Regions from separate parts of the Homo sapiens genome. Here region 1 is linked to region 2. A link is a contact called in ENCODE Hi-C or POLR2A ChIA-PET data. All regions are on one chromosome and are shown on one strand. Each heading gives the region's core, a stretch centred on a gene start or an enhancer-like site at or near the end of the contact. The rest is flanking DNA. Distances are from core to core; before and after follow the strand shown. Region 1 overlaps DLEU1 (deleted in lymphocytic leukemia 1). Region 2 holds the start of DLEU2 (deleted in lymphocytic leukemia 2).

Region 1 (4,371 bases), core at 708-3,207, 120 kb before region 2:
ATCAAGGCAAGAGGATCACTTGAGGCCAGGAGTTTGAGACCAGCCTGGGCAACAGAGTGAAATCATGTCTTTATGGAAAAGAAAAAGATAATTACCCAGGCATGGTGGTACATGGCTGTAGTCCTAGCTACTCAGGAGGCTGAAGCAGGAGGATCGCTTGAGCCCAGAAGTTCGAGGTTACAGTGAACTCTGATCATGCCACAGCACTCCAGCCTGGGCAATAAAGCAAGACCTTATCTCTAAAAAAAAAAAAAAAAAAAAAGGTTCTTTACAAAAACGATTTCAGGGAAGCTTGATGACGGGGCTTTAGGGAAGTTCACTGGTGACATCTCGCTGGGATTCTCTTCCCCTCCCTTCACGCTTGGCCAATCTCTACACTTTATTCAGCCTCAGCTCAAACACTACTTCTTCAGCGAAGCCTTTCTTTTCTCACAACCCTCATTCTCATGGTAGCTTGTGGAATACTTCCACATATGTAATTAATTATTTAATGTCTATCTCCCCCCAAGAGATGTGTCTGTCTTGTGTTCAGCTGTATTCTCAGAGCTTAGCACAGTGCCTGGTACATAGAAGTTCTCACAGCAAGTATGTGTTGAATTGAATTATTATATCTGTGCTGTCCACGTGCTTCTATTGCTGCAACTATCACACTATATTGTAATGTGTTTGTTTCCATGTCTGTCCCTTAAGAGTAATCATAAATCACTAATTTTTGAATTCCCAGAGTGTAACACATTGCCAGGATAATCAATAATGAGGAAGGAAGGAAGGAAGTGAGGAAGGGAGGAAGAAAGAGAGGAAGGGAGTGAGGGAGGGAGGGAGACTCACTGACATTTCTACAGTTCCAATGAGATCTTAATAATAAATCCTGTTTATTATTATTTAAATAAAGCAGAGAATCAGGCTCTCAGTGTTAGAAGACTCAAAGATTCACAGTAATTCCTAACTTCCTCACGGGTTCTTTAGTCAGCATGTTTGCAAGAATCTATAGCAATCTCATTGTCCTCCTCCGGAAAAGAGAATAAAAACTAACATTTCTGGGCACCTACTATGTGTCAGGCACTTTACATACAGCATAGTTAGTTTAGCAACAAACTAACTGAATAAACATCCATTGAGTTGGTACTAAGTGCCCTGCACATGACCTTGGAGATCAAAGATTTATTATTGTCCCTTTAAAAAATATGACTCCTTGAACTCAGTGCAAAATTTCAGTTGCGTCCTAGTCAGTACAGGGGTGTGGGATGCACTGTCTCTATCACTCCAGCATAGGATTCCAATAAATCACTTTACCACTGCAGACCTCAGGTTGCCTAACACAGTGCTTATGGCCAACTAACTCCTCACTGAGACTTTTTTAATTTAAATGCTGTCAAGCCAATATGTCCCCCACCTTGATTGAGTCAATTCATTTCAAAACTTAAACTGAGTTTATACTTTTGGCTTTACACTAATTTTAGACTATCACTGTAGCCAGTCCAAATTGTAATTCTCTAGTTCATGCCTATTCTATCATCAAACACAAAAGAACAGCAGGCTAAACCTACAAAGTGACCTTGGACAAGTCTCTTAACTTCTCTGAACAGGGCTAACCCACTGAACAACTCCAGGGGGCCCCATTCATCCCATTGTCTATGCGAATGCCTCCTCCTGAAGTTGTGTTGTGGTCTCAGCCCTGGATCTGCCATTCCTCATCTGTAAAATCAATGGGTTAGACCAAAAACCTTACTCTATGATTTGGGGTCACTTATACTTTTTGATAATTATTCCTTCTATACTTTCATCTTCTTTCCTAATAAAATTACTGATGAGCTGCAAAATACAGAGTAGGATGTGTGTCCCCCAGGTCTCATTTTGCATTCTTGGGAGGCTGCTCTAACTAGGTCAACAGTCACCCTTCACTTCCTTTAGAGCACCATAGGCCTTCAAGAGTGTGGAAGGAGCAAGCAAACTGCCACTTCCTTGTCACACTGAGCAAAATCCTTGTGAGCAATGATGTGTAACAACATGAAACATATATTCTGAAAAACCCCTGAAAAAAGACATCTGGCCGACCCTCAATGGATCTCATCCACAGAGAGAATAGAATAACTGATCTGAAAGTCACTGGTCTTGGCATTGTGATCGATTATGTGCCTTGCTCTTTTGGTTTTGTTGAGGCTGACATCCATAATAGTGAGCTGTGATTGGCTGTTACTGGAAAGACAGGAAAATGCCATGCAGCACAGTGCTGGTTCAAAATGAAACCAATAGTACTAGATTTCTTTATGTTACTAATTATGTCTCCTGAAAATGGGTAGTAAGTTGGGAAATAATTCGATAAAAGGAAACATGATAAATGTACTATTTATCAGAGTGGGCATGGTGGCTCATGCCTATAATCCCAGCACTTTGGGAGTCTGAGGTGGGTGGATCACGAGGTCAAGAGATAGAGACCATCCTGGCCAACCAACATGGTGAAACCCCATCTCTACTAAAACTACAAAAATTAGCTGAGTGTAGTGGTGCATGCCTGTAGTCCCAGCTACTTGGGAGGCTGAGGCAGGAGAATCACCTGAACCTGGGAGGCGGAGGTTGTAGAGCCGAGATCATGCCACTGCACTCCAGTCTGGGTAACAGAGTGAGACTCCATCTCAAAAAAAAAAAAGTACTATTATCTATAAGAGGCAAATTAGCATGTGCAAAAGCCCTGCCTGACATGGGGGCAGAGGTTAGTGAGTTCCAGAAACTGAAGGAAACCAAGGTGTTAAGAGCACAGTGAGCAAGGGGGAAGAGGGTGGGAGATGAGGCCAAGAGGGACCAGACCCTACATGGATGTGTCGACCACGTTAAGAAACTTGGGTTTGAACATCCTTGTCCAACAGTAGAGGAATGGGGTAGTAAATTAGGTTATTGCAGCACCACAGAATTCTACCCATCACTGATTCCCAAAGTATGTTCTAAACAGTTTTTAGTGTGACAGTTTTTCATAGTGTAAAAAGAAAACATTTCACGTAAATATTAATTTGGAGAATATGTGTCAAATCCTCATCTTTTAAAAAAGCATTTTACAATATTATAGGCTTTCAGAAATACTACAGTGAAGAAATTTGTTTACTTTTATAATTTCCCAAACTTATTTGACTTCAGTGATGTTTTATTATCCCCAAGTAATGTCAATTAAATCTCAAGAAAATAGCATTCTGTAGAATATATTTTGGTAAATATTGCTATACATTCATTATAGATGATCACATATGGGAAGCCTATAGAAAAATGAAAAACATACCATGATACAACTATATAAAAATATACATGTATGCAAAAGTTATATTTAACTCAAAAACATCTGCTGCTTAGGATGACAGATTTATCAGTGATTTATTTATTTCTTTAAGTCTTCTTTAACACTGATAATAAATCATTTTTTCAATTAAAAATTATAAATTAGTCAAAAGCAATGAGAGCCATATTTTTTTAACTTATTTGAATTTTTGCCAATTCAATCAATCCATGGGTGGCTGCACAAATTTCACTCCATTAGTGAAATTTCACATTCATTATTATGAGGAAGAAACTAGTCATCATAATACCAGTTCTAATCCCTTGCTGGCAGGTTAATCTAATTAACTTCTCTTAATTGGATGAGTTAATTTAAACTAAAATGCAATTTGATTCATACCATGTTTCACTCCAGACATCACCATAGGATACATGGAATTCTCCGAACTCTTCCAATCCCATTACTACTCAGAAAGCCATTTCAAAGAGCATTTCACAGGCAGAGATCAAAACCTTTCTAAAACGTAAGTGTTGGGGCCAGAAATTAAGTCACTGTATTTTCAGTAATTCATTCATTTATTTATTCAACAAATACTTATTGAGAGCACTAGGCAATGCCTAAGAATATAAAAATTAAAAAGAAAATCATTATCCACAATGAATTCTCAGTAGGTGATACAGACATGCAAAAAGAAATAATGGAATATGGAATAAATTCCCTTACTCTGGTGTTTATTGGCATAACATTAGTTCAGAAAAGAGAAGCCAGTTGTTCCCAGCACAGGAAGAGTGGGTCAGAAAGGCTTCAAAGAGGATGAAATGTTTGAGTAGTATCTTCAAAAATGGGTTTGCCAGGCAGATGAGATTGAGAACACATCCCAGGTACACAGAAAAGAGTGTACAGAACATAGATGTGTAACCCAGCATGAATGCCAAGTGGGACCTAGTAAGAAGGCACAAAAACCTGCTGTGAATCTATCAAATAAGATAGAAATTAACACACGACCGTAAGTTTGGATTTTAGATGGCAACAGCCATTATAAAGCAACAGAAGATTCAGCAAACTAAAGAGAAAGAGTCAAATCTCAGTTGGTTGAAGAGCAAATGAGT
Region 2 (4,449 bases), core at 1,036-3,535:
CGTCGAACTTTCAGCACGGTCCCATTCAGTCTGGAATTTCAGCTCAAGACCCGGGCCAAAAGTTCCCTGCGGAGTTGGTATATTAACATCCGCGTTCGCTTTTCCAAGGGGGTTGAGGGGCTCCGGACAACTTCTAGCAGCTCCCGGGCGCCCTCCAGGGACCGCCCCCACCCAGTTTCTGCGCAGCTCGGGCCCCCACCGTCGCCTCGCGACCTCAGATCTTGGCCTCCCACGGCCGCGCTCAGGGAAGCTATTGCAACTGATGCGCCCCGGGTGCTTTCGTTTTGCTTTCGCTCCCTCCTCTCCGCAGCTGGGAAGACTGCGCAAGAACAAAGTAGGGGCGAAAAGCGCGTGTCCTGACAGTGTGTCGGGGACACTGCAGCTTGGCGCGAAGCTAGGGCGGGGAAATGAAGGCTGAGGCCCGAGGCCTCTGTATCTCTGCCTCTCGCAGGTGTGGGACGGGCCAGGGGGCCCTGCCTTGTTTTCTTCATGCAAGGAAAAGTGGTTTGTAGATATTCAAAACAAAATTGGCGCAGAAACGAATTCGCCGTCTTAGGAGTGCTGTGGCAGGGCACAGCAGAAGCAGGAAGACGGGCGGCCAGGGCCTTTGCCTAAATTGGAAGGAAACCAGGAGCGAGCGCGCCAGCTCCCGCACCAGGCTCTGAGTACCGTTAGGTGTGAGGGGACCAAAGCGCCGTCCGGTTCGCTGGGGGGTCGACTAAGCTCCGCGTTTTGGAAGCCCAGCAAACACTGCACAGGTTCGCTTTACTTCCTCTCGCCTTCTTTAGAACGAGTGCACACATTGGCAGCTGACGATCCCACCACCTAGTCTCCCTCTTAAAAGAGGGCAGGCAAGCCTGGAAAGGTTTCCCAAATAGAGGCAAACTTATTGCTGTCTTGACTGGCCCAGCGAAAGCGCTCTCAGCACTGGCTGAGCCCAGTGCCCAGCCAGGAAGCTCGGCTCGGGTTGCGCGAGTCCTTGAAGAGTCCCCCACGGCCTGCAGTTGGCCCGAATGAGGGTCTGTGCGCGGGAACGGTTTCCCCAAACCCCTTAAGTAATAACATAACCCTTCCAGACTGTTCATCACACTGTTCAGCTGCCAGGAAAGGTGCGACGCGCTTCTTGCCCTCGTCCCAGCTCAGCTCTAGTTTCTTCCGCCAGTGAGCTGAGAAGCCAAATTATTTTATTCCCACCCTGTAAAGTTAAACTGCAATATACATAAATCACTCAGGGAAGCTGCTAAGATAAATAACACTCAAATGAGCTACTTGCACTTGGTATTGTTGTAAGGCCTTCCTCTGGTGTTTACCGCCCTCCTTGTTTACATGAAGCTCAGGAACAGCGGCTTTAGGCCGGTAGGGAGCTCAGTTTCATTTCAAGGGTATGGCAAGGCCTATCATTTCGTCATAAGGCTTTGAAGGAAAGTTCGTCTGTTTTTGTCTCACATCTAACTTCCAGTAACTTCTCAAAAACTATATTCTTCCAACTGTAGCTCCGGTCTGCAAACTCCCTTCTCCCTAGCTGTCCGGGAAGGGGGACTCGAGCTCGCGCAACGCCCCGCTGCACCTGCGGAGGAGGGAGAGCGTCTGGGTGCGCCATGGAACGCCCGCACCGCGCTTCCCGCGCTCCGCCCGCCTGCCCGCGAACGGCTGCGAGCCACCCCCGCATCCCTCACACCTCTGCCCTCCCCAGTCGTGCGCGGGAGAGGGGGCTAGCACCGCAATGCCTGGAAGAGCGGCCGCGCGAGGGGCCTGGGGACAGGACAGCCTCCCGGCTCCGAGGCGAGGCCCGAATGCGCGCACACTCGGCGAGCGGGGCGGCGACTGGGGAGCCGGAGACGAGAGAGGGCGGAAGTGCGGGACGCCCCGCAGCACTCCCACAGGTCGCGGAGCCCGAGATCCTCGTCGGGTGGCGAGGGCGTGGGTGCCCACGCTATGCGTGACGCCTGAGCCGCGGCCCGAGCCCACGAGCTGGGTGAGGCCGCTGCCGCCGCCGCCGCCACGAAGCCTGGCGGGCGGCGCGGAGCCCCGGGGAGCTGGTTTTCCCGGGCGGGCACGTGACGGGGTTGGCAGCGTTCGGGCCCCGGCTGGGAGGGGGAAGAAGCGGGGAGCAGAAGGCCGCGGGCGGGCGGCTGGCGCGCTGTGTACTTAGGTCGTGTGCTGGGGCTTTTCTCTCCCAGGAGCCGGCGGGGGGAGGGGAGGGGGAGGGGCCACCGCTCCGCCTTCTCCTTTTCGCAATGTTGACGCAATCTATAAATAGTGGAACAAAAGGACCAACTTCCTCGGAGCTTTGCTGAAACTGCACAAAAAATCGAGCCGGGGGGTTCCCTGGTCCCCGGCGATGGGGCGGGGAGCGCTGCGCCGGGGGAGGGGGCGGGCGCGGCGGCGCGGGCCCCGCCGAGGGGGGACACCTGGCTGAGGCACAGCTGCCGCCGTGCCTTTCCGCGCGAGCCCAGAGCTCCGATCCCTGCGCGGGCTCGAGAGCTCGCCCCGAACGGGGGTCTTCCTCCTCCGCCGTTGACAGGTCAGTCCGTACCGCCCCTTTCAACACTGTGGGCTTTCTTTTTCCTCCCCCGAGCCTCCACTTTTAGAAGGGAACTGAGAGGAAAAATAGAACGAGGCGCTGCAGCAACAGCCAGCAAATCTGCAACCCCAGCAGTCCACACGGCAGGGGTGGCCGAGGGGGCTCAAGGAGGCGGTCCCCGCCTGGCCCCTCGTCGTATGGCCGGTGCCTGCGCCGCAGCCAAAGACGGAGGACTGGCGTGCGCCACCCGGGCGGTAGGGAGAGCGGAGGCGCGGGCCGCCTTGCTGGGGTCGAGGAGGGGCTCCCGGCTGCTTCTCTCGCCCGTGGGCCGACCCCCGGAGGCTACGCGTCAGGGCCCGGAGGCCGCTGCATGCGCCTCGCTCCCTCCGAGCTCGGACCCGGCGCCTCAGCTTCGTCCTCTAACTGCTGTGGGAGGATGGAGCAGAGAAGCGCTGTCGCTGCACGCCGCCGTGCCCCCTGGCTCTGGTGCCCACGCAGCCAGCAAGCACTGAGCTGGGGGGCAGGGTGGAACCGGGGCACGCTCGCTTCTCGGAGCCTCGGACCTGAGCGCGAGCGCCCGCCGCGCCGCCGTGGCGGTTCCACAGGGCGCGGGGAGGGGGCGGAGCTGGCGCTGTTGACAGCGGTGCCGGAGCGGGGAGGGCGAAAGTTGGGGAGAGGGGGCGGGGGAGAGGTGGGAGTCGGGGCTGGGGGAGAGAGCGCGCGCGCGGGCTTCGGCGGGGAGAGGGGGGCCGGGTCATGTGATGTACAGACACCCCCGCTACAGGCTGGCTGCAGGGGTGACGTCACCACCCTTGACTGCAGGGGGTGGCACTTCCGCTCCCTCCCCAGCTGCTCCCCAGCCCCTGGCACCGCCGGCTGGAGCCCTTTCGCAGTTTGAGTGGGCAGAGGGAGAGAGGGGTTTTCCTTCTGGCCCCAGCCCGACTGCTTCTCCCGCCGCCCGGAGTCCCCGCCCTGGGACCGGAATGGGAGCCGCGGCCGCCCCCTCCCGACGCGTCCCATTGTGTGAGCGGGCGGCGCAGGGCGGAGGCTGGTGCCGGCCCCCCGCAACTCTGCGCTCCCGAGGGGGCGGGGGCGGACCCCGCGCAGTCAAGGCCAGGTCCAGCCGCCCGCCGGCTCCTCCTTCCCCAGAGCGCCGTCCGCGCGCGGGAAGTCCGACGCTGTCGACTCGGTCCGGACACCGCGGCCTCGCCCGCGTCCCTGGGGCGCCGGGTGGTGAGAGACCCGCTGGGCCGTGTGGGCCCGCAGTCCAGCCCAGCGGGTGTGTGGTTGGAGTCTGTCACAGAGCCCCGAGGGACGCGATCCCAGCAGTCGTTACGCGCTATTTGGGGAAACTCGGGGTTTTGGTGACTCAGCGCGGTGAGCGCTATTTATAGGTAGATGCGTTAGGAGAAGGGAAATAAGCTTCGCTCGAATCCGTCCATTCGTCCGCCCGAGGACTGCAAAGAGCTCCGTTTGGAGGCAACAACTGAAAGACTTCTGAAAAAGATTTGGCAGTTAGAGCCTGTGGTATAAGACATAGCAGGCCTCGCCAGGAGACTAGTTACAACAGTTCGTCTCAAAAAGTTAGAACGTTTTCTGGAGTAGATGGAGGATTTTAGGGACACGTCATGACCCGTAGAGTGTCTTTTTGGGTGTTAGTGTGTGAACCACGAGCAATAATTCAGGTGAAAACCGAGCAGTCCTCCCAGTAGATCGCAGTCTATCAAGAACTGCGTTGTTAGTTGCAGGATTTGTAAAATACATAACATCATATGTGGATAGGTATTAAAAAACTGAATGATGTTGAAAGTTGCTATGCAATATTCTGTAACAGGAAGGTGTGTGTGGCATTTATCTAGAATAAAAAATGTGGAGATTGTAAATTACATGTTTACAATCCAATTTCTCCCTCCCGAAAAGCACTA

What was found. Hi-C counts contacts between places; a loop is a spot of excess contacts on that map. ChIA-PET counts read pairs that join two places held with the same protein, here RNA polymerase II (POLR2A). Pooled maps may share reads with other maps.
Region 1: POLR2A ChIA-PET joins it to region 2 with 13 read pairs in CD4-positive, alpha-beta memory T cell. The contact joins the enhancer-like site here to the promoter of DLEU2 in region 2. A Hi-C loop is called at or near these places in 4 of 168 maps with a recorded cell type or tissue (CD4-positive, alpha-beta memory T cell, HepG2, PC-9 and 1 more), 6 of 37 single-sample maps with no recorded cell type and 11 of 50 pooled maps. POLR2A ChIA-PET finds 5 or more read pairs at or near these places in 13 of 52 experiments (CD4-positive, alpha-beta T cell, CD4-positive, alpha-beta memory T cell, HEK293T and 8 more).

The regions. Positions count from the first base shown.
Region 1 is chr13:50,246,562-50,250,932 of GRCh38, reverse strand. All of the region lies in intron 2 of DLEU1 (deleted in lymphocytic leukemia 1), which reads right to left. Among named protein-coding and RNA genes, the nearest start is that of DLEU2, 120 kb to the right of the region's middle. RefSeq lists an enhancer at 1,363-1,878. Within about 2 kb of position 1,957, at least 4 of the 41 ENCODE cell types and tissues checked have a DNase peak (open chromatin) inside an H3K27ac peak, as active enhancers do; they include CD4-positive, alpha-beta T cell, where a contact is called at or near this core.
Region 2 is chr13:50,123,377-50,127,825 of GRCh38, reverse strand. It overlaps DLEU2 (deleted in lymphocytic leukemia 2), which reads left to right and starts at 2,285. Exons shown (of 14, transcript NR_152566.1): 1 at 2,285-2,524. The region is part of intron 2 of DLEU1 (deleted in lymphocytic leukemia 1); the gene reads right to left. RefSeq lists silencers at 1,833-2,162, 2,193-2,402, 2,723-3,232, 3,313-3,822 and an enhancer at 1,454-2,164.